2 separate regions of the Homo sapiens genome follow, and region 2 is linked to region 1. Evidence: chromatin contacts called from ENCODE Hi-C or POLR2A ChIA-PET data. All regions are on one chromosome and are shown on one strand. Each heading gives the region's core, a stretch centred on a gene start or an enhancer-like site at or near the end of the contact. The rest is flanking DNA. Distances are from core to core; before and after follow the strand shown. Region 1 overlaps ZNF438 (zinc finger protein 438). Region 2 overlaps LOC105376481 (a long non-coding RNA gene).

Region 1 (5,687 bases), core at 1,229-3,728:
CAAAAAAACCTTTGTGACTTAAAACAACACAAATTTCTTATCTTACATTCTGGAAGTCAGGAGCCCAAAATGGACCTGACATCCTGTTAGCAGGGCTTCCCTTCTCCCTGAAGGCTTAGGGGAGGTCAATTTTCTTGTCTTTTCCAGCTTCTGGAGGCTGCCTGCATTCCTTCACTTTTAGTCTCTTTGCATCTTCAGAGACAGCAGTGGCTGGGCAAATCTTTCTCACAGTGCCATTTTTCTGGTTTTAATTCTTTTGTCCCTGCTTTCCCCTTTAAGAACCCTTGTGATTACTTTGGGCCCATCTGGATAATGCAGATACTCTCCTTATTTTAAGGCCCACTGATTACCAGCCTTAATTCTGTGTGCAACCTTCATTCCGCCTTACCAAATGAGTGGAAAAAACACACTCAAAATGGTTTTTTTTTTTCTATTAGCCAACAGCAATCAACACAGAAGACTTTTGTAATCACACGTGTGGGAGTTCCCCCCCCCGCCCCCCGCCAACCACACCAAGACATTTTGCAGCAGACACCACTCGGGTTGCCTTCAATTCAATGCTGACACCACCTGGAGAGAGTGTCAGATCCCATATCTTCAGGCCTCAGTCTCACAGCAAGTCTCAGGAGGCTCTACCTGTGCTTCTGACCAACCTGCTATAAATTGGGGTTCCCACAACCACCTCTTTGGGTTCATTTAATTTACTAGAGGGCTCACAGAACTTAGGAAAACACATCTACTGGTTTATTATAAAGGGTATTACAAAGGATGCAGATAGAGAGGTGCACAGGGCCAGGCATGTGGAAGGGGCAAGGAACTCCCTTGCCCTCCCTGGGTGTACCACCATTTGCGAACCTCCATGTGTTCAGCTATTTGAAAGCTCTCCAAACCCTGCCCTTTTGGGTTTCTATTTAAGCTTCATTGGGTAGGCATGATTGATTGAATCATTGGCTGTTGGTGATCAACTTAACTTTCAGACCCTTTCCCCTTCCTAGAGCTTGGAGGGTGTCACTGAACGTCCCAACCCTCTAATCAAGCTTTGGTCTTTCTAGTGTCCAGCCTCCATCCTGAAGCTACCCAGGGACTGCCAGCCATCAGTCACTCATTAGCATACAAAAGACATCACTTTGGAGATTCTAAGGATTTTAGCAGTTGTGTGCCAGGAAATGAGGATGTAGACCAGATATATATTTCACAATATCATACCATGTAATATAGGGTAGACAGAGATTCCAGGGAATAAGGGATGGACATCCTTTGAGGGAGGCAATATTCTGTGTACCACAATCTGTTAATAAGCTGAAGAGATTTAGGCTCAGAGAGATTAAGTAAGTTGTCCAAGGTCACAACATAATAAATGAAAGAGCTGATATTTTAACCCAGATCTGTTATTTATCATATATGCATATCTTTCACAATAACATGATCTTTCCCACAAATACCATTTGATCCTACTTAGGAAAAGTAAATAGGATGATGAGCATTGTTCAAATAGTAAATACCTATTTTTTTATTGTATATATTTAACGTATATGATGTTTTGATGTATACACACAGTGAAGTGGATACTACAGTCAAGCAAATTAACATCAGTCATCTCACATAGTTACTCTTTTTAGTGGCAGGAAAATCTCTTTTAGCAAAAATCTCAAATACAGTACAGTATTAACCATAGTCCTCATGTCATACATTAGACATCGAGACCCCTTTATCCTGCGTATCTGCAGCTTTGTATCCTTTGACCTACATCTTCACATTTTCTCCCCCGTCCACCCCTGTTTACCATCATTTTGTTCTCTAAGTATTCAACTTTCTTTTTCTTTTCTTTTTTTAAGATTCCACATATAAGTGAAATCATGCATTTTCTGTGTCTTGCCTATTTCACTCTGCATAATGTCTTCCACATTCATCCATGTGGTAGCAAATGGCAGGATCTCCTTTTTAAAGCTGAATAATATTCCATTTACGTACGTGCATGTACATATATATATACACACACACATATGTACACACACATAACTCACAGTTCATTCATCTGTTGACAGACACTTTGGTTGTTTCAATATCTTGGCTATTATTGTTTCTAAATCTTGGCTCATGCTACAGTGAACATGGGAGTGCAAGTATCTTTATGAGATGGTGATTTCATTTCCTTTGGATATCTACCCACTGGAGGAATTGCTGAGTCATATGGTAGTTGTATTTTTAATTTCCTTAGGAACCTCTGTATGGTTTTTCACAGTGGCCGCACTGATCTGCATTCCCACCAACAGTGTATGAGGTTTCTCTTTTTCACACCATCACCAACACTTGTTATCTCTGGTAACTTATTAAAGTAATAATCACATTTGCTTAATAATATCAAGAAATAGGCTATGTTATTATGAAACAGTTAAAAGCATATAGGAAGTTTATTTATTGATGTGGGAAAAGTATTTATGACTCATCATGACTTCCAGCCCCCTCCCCCACATTTCTACTTATCACTTCCTTTCTGTTACCAGTTCCTTCCTTATCCAGCCTAGATGCTTTGATTCAAATTATTTTCCGGCAAATTCTTTCAATTCCTTTGTACCTCTTTGGTCTCTCCAATCTCAGAACTGGATGAGCTCAACTACCTGCCAGTTTTTTCACTTTAATGATACGCTCAGCAGCCTTAAAATTGTCCAGCAGTCTTCCGACGTGTCTATTATCTCACTCCCTCACTCCTCACAGCATACTGCCTTCATTCTTCTCAAACCTTTTAACCCCCTATCAGTGTTATTTGATGTCTTAGCAGTTTTCCATGCAGTTGACCACAATTGACCATTGCTTCCTTTTGGAAACACTTGTCTCTTGGCCTTTGAGACAAACCCTTCCCTGGTTTTCCTTCTCCCATTCTAGTTGACCATTTTCTGTCTTCTGTGTTACCTGACATCTAAAAGAGGAAAGGTTTAGTTCTCTTGTTTTTCATCTTGTACTTTTGGTTAAATATAATCTTTTTGTGTAAGTCTTATTATCTCTAGCCCAGAGTTTGTCATCTTCAGCACTATTGACATTTTGGGCTGGAAAATTTTTTCAGTGTCAGGGGATGTCTTGTGGATTGTAGGATGCTTAGCAGCATCTCTGGCCTCTATGCTCTAACTGCCAATAGAGTTCCCTCTACCCTTATTGTGACAATCAAAATGTCTCCAGATATTGCCAGATGTCTCCTGGGTGCATAAAATCACCCCCCATTGAGAAGTACTTATGTAGCCTGAAGTTCTCTTCTGAGGATCTGGGGATAACACCTTTCTGACATCTCCACTTGAATGTCTCCTAGGCATTGCAAATTTAATGTGACCAAAATGGACTCTTGTTTTTTCTTCCATATATGCTCTCCCCCCAGATTTTCAGATTTTAGATTATTTATGATCTTGCATTGGAGGTACCAATAAAAGCCATTGGAGGCTTTTATTTGGAGTAAACTAGGGAGCCACCAGAGAGTTTTGGGCCAAGAAATGACATGATCTCACGTAGATCAGCTCTTTCTTGAGCATAGACTATGACTTGGAAGACTGAAAGCAGGAAGACCAGTTAAGAGGCTACTGTGGTAATCACAGTGAAAAATGGTAGTAGCTTGTATAAGGATGGTAGTAGGGCATATGATAAGGAGTGGCATCTTTAGTTTAGTGCTTAAACACAAATAGCCCTGAGAAGAATGCACTTGTACCTTCATGAGGTTAGTATCAGAGTATGCTTTGTTTTTCAGATGTTTTCTAAGAACTTGCAGGGAACAGGTTTTGGTGGGTCAGAATGAGAAGACAGTAGCCAAGTTCCTGGGTTCCTCCAAGCCAGAACTTCCTGGGATGTTACTTGAAGGGATTCAGGCCAGAACAGGGTTTTAAAACAAGGGACCCAACGGGAAGAGTAAGCAAGACATCCAATACTACCTGTTCTACCTCACAATCTTACTTAGGGCTGGTCCTCCCACGGTAAAACATGTACTGGGTGGCAGGGTAGATAGAACAATTGGAAGTCAGGAGTGTTTCCTTCATTAAATATAGGAAGCACATCATCTTGGGCTGGAAGGCCCTTAGCTGAAGTGAGGTGGCTATCGGCATTTGGGATGGGACAGGTTTTTGTTGTACAAGATTGCCCTACACATCTCAAGACTTGCAATAGTGTGCTCTCTCATTGTGACATCTAAAAAATGCCTCCCCACATTTCCAGACTCCCCATGGGAGTCAGACGTGTTCACCTGTATACCACTGGACTGAGCCCCCTTTGCTAATTTGAAAACTGCCTTCTGTAATAGGAAGTTAGTCAAAAGGCTATACATTCCAGGCCCTTAAAGAAAACCTGCATTACTTGTTTGGGGACTTAGAAGGTATCTACTAGTACTTTAAATTAGCATCTATGTTTATTGCTGATACATCCCATAAATGTTTTCTGTCCATGTTATGTACCTTAATATACTACTTTGTAATTCTTTTGTAGGGGTCATAGCCATTTCAGGGCCATCTCTAAAGACACTGCAAAGGACACATGCTCTAGCTGCTCTCTTCTCCGTATTGTTATATAAGGGAACCTGAATTAAAATGAATTAAGAGTTTGGATGAAAGGGCATTCCCTAGCCATCTTAGCAAAGGGAGTGGGAGTAGGATTGGAAGAGGGAGGATAATGGCCTGTATGTGAATGTTTATGCACATCATGTTTTTTAAATCAGGTCTAGCTAGTATCAAGAGCTAAATATTTTTTAATCGTATTTTTGAAAAGTAGTAGAAAATAGAACAATATTCAGATTTGTGAAGGATTGATGACTCAGTATTAGAGGGAAAACTCACCAAGGAAAAGATCTAATAGTTTTGAACATATAAAATGTAAGGTTTATTTACAATGAAAAAAATCACACAACACACTGGAGGAAATGCTTGTATCAAATGTGACTAAGGGTGAATATCTATAATATCTGAAGAGGAAGTTCTCTCGAACTTAATGAAGAAGTTTTAATACATAAGTAAACAAAGTATTTTAGCAGTTAATGATTAATAAAAAGGTGGGATTATGTTTACCGTCACTGGTAATCAAAGAAATGCCTTTTAAGTTAACCTTGAGTTATCTCTTCTATTCTTTCGAAAATACTGAAAATTAAAATAACTGACAATTCTGGAGAGGCTTTAAGGAAATGGACCCATTCAGTCTTATGTGTTTCTTGTGCTACTCCCAGCCACTGCCTTTCCCTGAACATGCTGTGCCATTTTAAATTCTTACGTCTCATCTTTATGAGTCCTTCCCCTCTTCTTTCTGTTGACTTTCCATCTCTTGAGAGCAGCATTCAGATCCTGGGGGCATCCCTTCTTACTCAGCCCTGCCAATGAGCACTCTGATTTGCATTCGGCACTGTATTGCAGCCATGGGTGTATGAATCAGTCCCTACCACTTGGCTGGGGAGTTCTTGAGGTTGGGACTGGTCAGGCCCTGCATCAGGGTCTGGTATACAAGTAATTATTCAATAACTATTGAACTAAATTATTGGATTTTGGTGAATGTTTTAATGAACTACAATATGTTAGGGTGATGGAATAACATGATCACTAAAGTGCAATTATAAGTGTAACTTATGGCAAAATTTTGTAACCAAATACAGAATGATATGTTTAGTGTAATTTCAACTGCATTAGAAAGGTAATATGCAGAAAATGAATTTTTAAATATTTTAAAGTTAT
Region 2 (6,094 bases), core at 3,428-5,927, 120 kb before region 1:
CCTCAACGATTTCTGTCTGAACAGCAGGCCACCCAGGCCTCGCGAGCAAAACAAGGACATCTGCTCCCCTTAATTTAGAACGCTGGTTCTAATTTCTCCGAAGCCCCTTGCTTAACGCCCTCCTCAGGCTGCGGGGGAGGGGGCGAGGAGGGGCAGGACAGACGCGGCTGCCCGCCCCCGGCTCCCCAGCTCCCGGGGAGAGCAGCTGAGTCTGGCGGGAGTAGGGAGGGGGGTTGGGGTGAGGAGCCTGGTCACTCACGTGACCCGGGTGACGTGGCGCGGGGGAGGGGCGGGAGGGCGGAGTGGGCGCCGGGCCTGCCACGCCCGGGACGCACAAATGCTTCTGGGTCTGCAGAGGAGCAAGCTGCGCTGGCCCACGAGGCCCTTCTCCCCGGGGCAGATGGATTTCAGGCGCCCCCCACCCCTTGAGGAGAATATCAAGGAAATGGACAGAAGAGTATATTACAACTATCATCTCTGCCCTTGGCCTCGTGAGGGTCGCTGGGCTGGGACAAAGTCCTGCCTGGGCAGTTGACATCAAAATTCGTCGTGCCTTGCCTGCTTTATGTGGGCAAAAGGATGAAAGAATTGCACTTCTGTTGCGCTTCCACTGCTAGATCATAAGCTCCCTGAAAACACGTTGCATCTGTGTCTCTAGCAACTTCCACAAATGTTTGGAGAATAAATTAATGTGTGGCAGGGCGCGGTCCCTGTGAACTCTAACTGTGCTCTTTTTCTCTGTGACAGAAAAGGAGACATTGCAGAGAATCAACCTGTGCCTGCAGCTAGGGATTCGTTAATTACTTTGTTCCCTCTTTTCCTCCCTCCCTCCCTTCCTCCTTTCCTTTCGCTAACATTTTGATGGATACCTCATGTGTGCTGGAGATCAGGCGGTGGACCAGGGATACAAGAAACGAGACTCCTAGCCCTTGAGATGCTCTTCATGTGGTGAGGGGTGCTGCATACAAGCAAACAGTTCACCAGGGCTCTGGGTGACAAGTGCCATGGATAGCAGTAGGGCGGCCCTCAGCCCAGCTCCTGGGGAGGGAGGAAGGGAGGGAGGATGTCCAGGTGGAGGCTGGGTGAGTAGAAACTTACCAGGAGAAAGGCCCTTTGCCCACATAGGTCTCCCTGCATAGCCCACCCCCAGCCCATTCCCCTCCCACTTATTCCTCTGGCCTCAGGTGAAATGTCACTTCCCTGGTGCCTGGGCCAGATCAGGTCCTCCAGTTACAGGATCCTGTAGCTCTTTCATCTTCTCTTTTGTAATACTCATCAAATGTACAACCGGGCAAAATTCACCCTCCCCACCGGACTGTAAGTTTCGTGAGCCAGCACTGTGCCTGACTCCTCATGCCCCATAAATACTTGTTGAGCCAATGAATAGTCAGACTCCTCTTAAGTTAGTGAGAAATCCATACATACATTTTCTGTTTGGGATGCCAGGACAAGCTGTGACGGCTCCACTCCGAGTACCAGTGGGAACTGCCTGGTACCAAGGGGCTGTGGTTTCAAATTTATTATTTTGTGATATTCTGCACCTCGGTGATTTTGAAACTGCCTTCTTCCAAATGAGTGTCAAGTAGATGCTCCTCAAAAAGGGATCCTCGGGCAAACAGGTTTCTTTGCCAGAGGATTTTACAGAGCCTATGATGTGTTCATGTGCACTGTCCTCAGGCAGGTAGTTTGTTGAAGAAGCATCTAGTAACATTTGCAGCTGGAGGATATCGATGAAGCTCAGTGTTAACTTTGCCGCACCGTTTCTCCGTAACTCCTCCTAGGCTCTGAGAGATAGAAGGAGCTGGGATCAAGGGATCTGCACAAGATTAATTTGCCATAATGAAGGTCTACTCCTTCCCCTTGATTTCTTTGTTATGCCATGTGACAAATTGTTGTTTTTGACAAACAGAGCATTGAGGGAGGCCGAGGCAGATAGGCAGATAGATCAGCTGAGGTCAGGGGTTCAACACCAGCCTGGCCAACATGGTGAAACCCCATCTCTACTAAAAGTACAAAAATTAGCCAGGCATGGTGGCATGAGTCTATAGTCCCAGCTGCTTGGGAGACTGAGGAAGGAGAATCACTTTAACCTGGGATGTAGAGGCTGCAGTGAGCCAAGATTACACCATTGCACTCCAGCCTGGGCAACAGAGCCAGATTCCACCTCAAAAAAAAAAAAAAGGATTGAAGATGTAGATTAAGGAGGCATTGGGGGTACTCTATAGTGTCACCTGAGTTTAAATCCAGCTCTGGCACTACTTAGCTGTATGACTTTGGAGGACTTCCTTAGCATCTCTGTGCCCAGGTACTTTATTTGTACATAGAGATAATAGTTTCTAATTTACAGTCTTGTTAAGACGTTAAAAGCTCTTATAGGCACGTAGAATTCTCATGGTAGATATAAATTTTATTTAAATTGCTAATAATTGGTTAATTAAAAAATAAATATCCAACCTCTAATAGGTTAATTTAACTAATTAAGCCTGGTGTATTAATGGAGAGGGATCACAGTGGCTGATAGCCCGAGGGACTAGGTTTTCTCTGCTTGCTGCCTTTGAGCTTGAGTGAAGCCTTCTGCGCCTTGGCTATTTGTTGCTTTTCCAGCTAGAAGGATTCCAAGTCTTCAACAGCATTACTGAGCTCTTCCTCTCAATAAGTTTAAGTTGTAATTTCATTACACTTCATTCTCAAATAGAAGAGTTGAGCAGCTGTGTAGCAAGATCCAAAACACTTTGTTTACAATTAGTTTTCCAAGGATTGGCTTAATAGCCAGTGGCAAATTTCTCAGCAATAGGTTTATGAGCCAGAGAAGCATTTCTTTTTTTTTTTTTTTTTTTGGATACAGGGTCTGGCTCTGTTGCCCAGGCTGGAGTGCAGTGGTGCAATCATAGCTCAGTGCAGCCTTGAACTCCTGGGCTCAAGTGATTCTCCTTCCTCAGCCTCCTTATTAGCTGGGACTACAGGTGTACACCACCATACTTGGCTAATTTTTTAACATTTTGTAGAGATGGGTGTCTTGCTATGTTGCCCAGGCTGGGTTTAAACTCTTGGCCTCAAGCAACCCTCCCACCTTGGCCTCCAGAGGACCATATTATTTTAAACAATAGAGACTGTTTACAGTGAAAAGGAAAATAGAATCGTACCTTATTTGTTGTAGCTTAATTTGGCCATAAAAGAGTCAATATTGTATTTTCAGAGAAGAAAAATTTTCAGGGGCCTTATATGAGAACACAGTGTGAAAATTCACATTATTTTCAAACTGTATTTAAACCACCCAGCCTAAAAGAAAGTTGCTTCTGGAAAGTCAAAGATGCTCTGAAAATGAGTGGAGATATGGTTTCTTACCTATGTGTATAAAATGAACAGTTTTATTCTTTCAACTCTTTATTATCTCTATAGGACATTAAGTTGGGCCGCATGTGCTAGACTAGATGTCTGGAGTAAATCTGTTTTCAGATATAATCTCTGGAGCATTCATGAAAGCTTCATATTTTGACACAGGAAGCAAAGAACATACTTGCAAATGCTGGCTCTGTTCATGGATGGAATGGTGCTTGAAACAAGTATCCTGCTGACATTACTTAACTCTTACAGGGGTCATTACTTAGGGATCAGCAATTTGCTAAAGATGAACAGATTCTAAGAAGATGGTTTTCCAGCAGCAACCAATTTTAAATCTGGACTGTGCACCAGGCACCTCTTGGGTATGACCTCAGTGCCTTTGGGTGTCCCTTGTCCCTCATTCCAGCTACTGATGCAGGTTCTGAGCAGCTTCCTGCTGGGGCCTTGCCTCATGCCTTTGCCTCACACCTCTGCTGGAGCTTCCAGAGTCTGCCCTGGAGCTTCTCTAAGCCGTCGGGGGCCCATGCATTTTGCCCAACCCAGGAGTGATCAATGGAGTCTAAGTGCTAATGGATAAATGTTTTCCTTTCTTCCCCCAGATGGACAGCCCTGAAACATCTTTCATGCAACTCCTCAGGCAGCCCAGAAACAGCCAGGAACCATTCGCCAGGAGCTGTGGCCAACTTAATAACTCATCCTTGTATTGGTTTCCATCCTCTGTCCTTCATCCGTCTTGTCTTTTACTCCTACTTGCTGGATCACACATCCCAATAAATTTTTGCACTCAAGCGTTTGTCTCAGGATCTGCTGTCCGGAGGACCAAGACTAAGTTCAAGTCATATTTTTTTTTTTTTGAGATGGAATCTCACTCTGTTGCCCAGGCTGGAGTGCAGCGGCATGATTTTGATTCACTGCAACGTCCACCTCCCGGGTTCAAGTGATTGTCCTGCCTCAGCCTCATGAGTAGCTGGGATTACAGGTGCACGCCACCACACCTGGCTAATTTTTGTATTTTTAGTAGAGACAGGGTTTCACCATGTTGGTCAGGCTGGTCTCAAACTCCTGGCCTCGTGATCCGCCCGCCTCGGCCTCCCAAAGTGCTGGGATTACAGGCATGAGCCACTGCGCCCAGCTGCCTTTTTTTTTTTTTTTTTTAACTAAATTGAGTTACACTGCCTAGGCTATCTTCACACACCCCCACCATCTCAGGCAGTTTTCCAAATGCAGAAAGCTCAGTCCTCTTTTCACTGAGTGCATCTGCATCCTGGTGTGTGCATGAAATGGGTGATGGGGTAACCTGTCTCCTTGCGTTGCATGTGGTGGGTCTCAGGGAGAGTGCTGAGTCATGATGTCTTGGCAACAGTCACAGCAGGACCCAGAATGGAGTTTACAGTGCAGATCCAGCAACTGGTTGGGAATTCTGGCCCTGTGCTTTTGTCTGCTAACTTTAACTTGGCCCTGTGTTATTTTTCCAAGCCATATTTTTAACTTACTCCTAAGTTTTTTTATTTGTTCATTTCATCCTGCTGTATTTGTGGATTTGATATAAATAAGCAAAGATTGGTGTGAGTAGACCTTTTTTAAAAAAATCATGTCTAAAAGTCCCAAAGTCACATTGAATACTCTTACTATATGATGTAGCTTTTTAAAAATGATGAGAAAATTGTGGTTTTGAAAAGTAAGTGTAAAAACTTTACTGTCTTCATTTGGAGATGATTTATTGAATTTGTTTAATCACTAACAAGCCTGGAACAAAATTATGCCATCCACAGCGAGAATTATACAACTTTGAACAACAGTTCTGGCATGCTATGGGGACCTCATAGAGACACAGTATCTGACCATGGGACACAAAGTGACCATGTGGCCAAAGCAGCCCATCAGGAGCTGGGTTCTGTCGAAACCACTATGTCATGTCATTGGATAGGCCCTGGAACAATCCATTGTAAGACTGGACTGGTACATCTGGGATTAGGCCTAAGCAGGACCAGAGGGCACAGTCAAGCTGCACAATAGCCATCCACTATTACTGTACCAGCACTTCCCTCTCAGCTCACACCCACAGCCATATGTAAGACCCTTATGATTAGCTGACTAAGAGGAAGGAGCTCAAGCTTGCTTCATGGATGGGCCAGCTCTGTACATCCGTGCAAGCTGAAAATGAATGGGAACTGTGCTACAGTCCCATTCAAGGGTGGTCTTAAAAGACAGTGTGGATGGTGGTGTCCCTGGTCATACACTTTGTTTTGAAAGAGAAGTGGCCTGGGGTCGTGATATATGCAGACTTATGGGCAGTACCAAATGGCTTGACCAAATGGGCAGGGGCCTAGTAGGAGACAGATTGGCAGATTGGCCACAAGGAGGTCTGGAGTAGAGACACGTGCATGGACTACAGGAGTGTTGAAGGTCTTTGTATCACATGTTAACACCCACAAGAGAGGCACTAAACATACAGGTAGACAAAATGACTAACCAGTTGACAGCAGTCCCTGTCATCATCCACTCCAGGGCCGGCGCTGAATAGAATAGCCATGGTGGCAGGTATGGAAGCTATGCATGGGCCCACCAGTATTGGCTCCCGCTTACCAAAGCTTTTCTAGCCACTGCTACTGCCAAATGTCTAACATTCTAGCAGCAGAGAGTGATACTGGGGTCCCAGTAGAGCCTATACCTCAAGGAGACCAACCGGACACTCTGGCAAATTCACTACACTGGATACCTTCCACCCTGGAAGATGCAGCAATTAATTTTA

Evidence for each region. Hi-C counts contacts between places; a loop is a spot of excess contacts on that map. ChIA-PET counts read pairs that join two places held with the same protein, here RNA polymerase II (POLR2A). Pooled maps may share reads with other maps.
Region 2: a loop to region 1 is called in a map of endothelial cell of umbilical vein, with 2.1 times the contacts of the local background. The contact joins two enhancer-like sites. A Hi-C loop is called at or near these places in 1 of 168 maps with a recorded cell type or tissue (endothelial cell of umbilical vein) and 3 of 50 pooled maps. POLR2A ChIA-PET finds 5 or more read pairs at or near these places in 4 of 52 experiments (HEK293, T-cell, activated B cell and 1 more).

Annotation. Positions count from the first base shown.
Region 1 is chr10:31,001,587-31,007,273 of GRCh38, reverse strand. All of the region lies in intron 1 of ZNF438 (zinc finger protein 438), which reads left to right. Among named protein-coding and RNA genes, the nearest start is that of ZNF438, 27 kb to the left of the region's middle. Within about 2 kb of position 2,478, at least 5 of the 41 ENCODE cell types and tissues checked have a DNase peak (open chromatin) inside an H3K27ac peak, as active enhancers do.
Region 2 is chr10:31,128,019-31,134,112 of GRCh38, reverse strand. The region is part of intron 2 of LOC105376481 (a long non-coding RNA gene); the gene reads right to left. It overlaps LOC105376482 (a long non-coding RNA gene), which reads left to right. Exons shown (of 4, transcript XR_001747412.2): 2 at 748-948; 3 at 3,595-3,704; 4 at 3,942-4,130. It overlaps LOC105376483 (a long non-coding RNA gene), which reads right to left and starts at 213. Exons shown (of 3, transcript XR_930798.3): 1 at 1-213. RefSeq lists a silencer at 1-249. Within about 2 kb of position 4,677, at least 7 of the 41 ENCODE cell types and tissues checked have a DNase peak (open chromatin) inside an H3K27ac peak, as active enhancers do.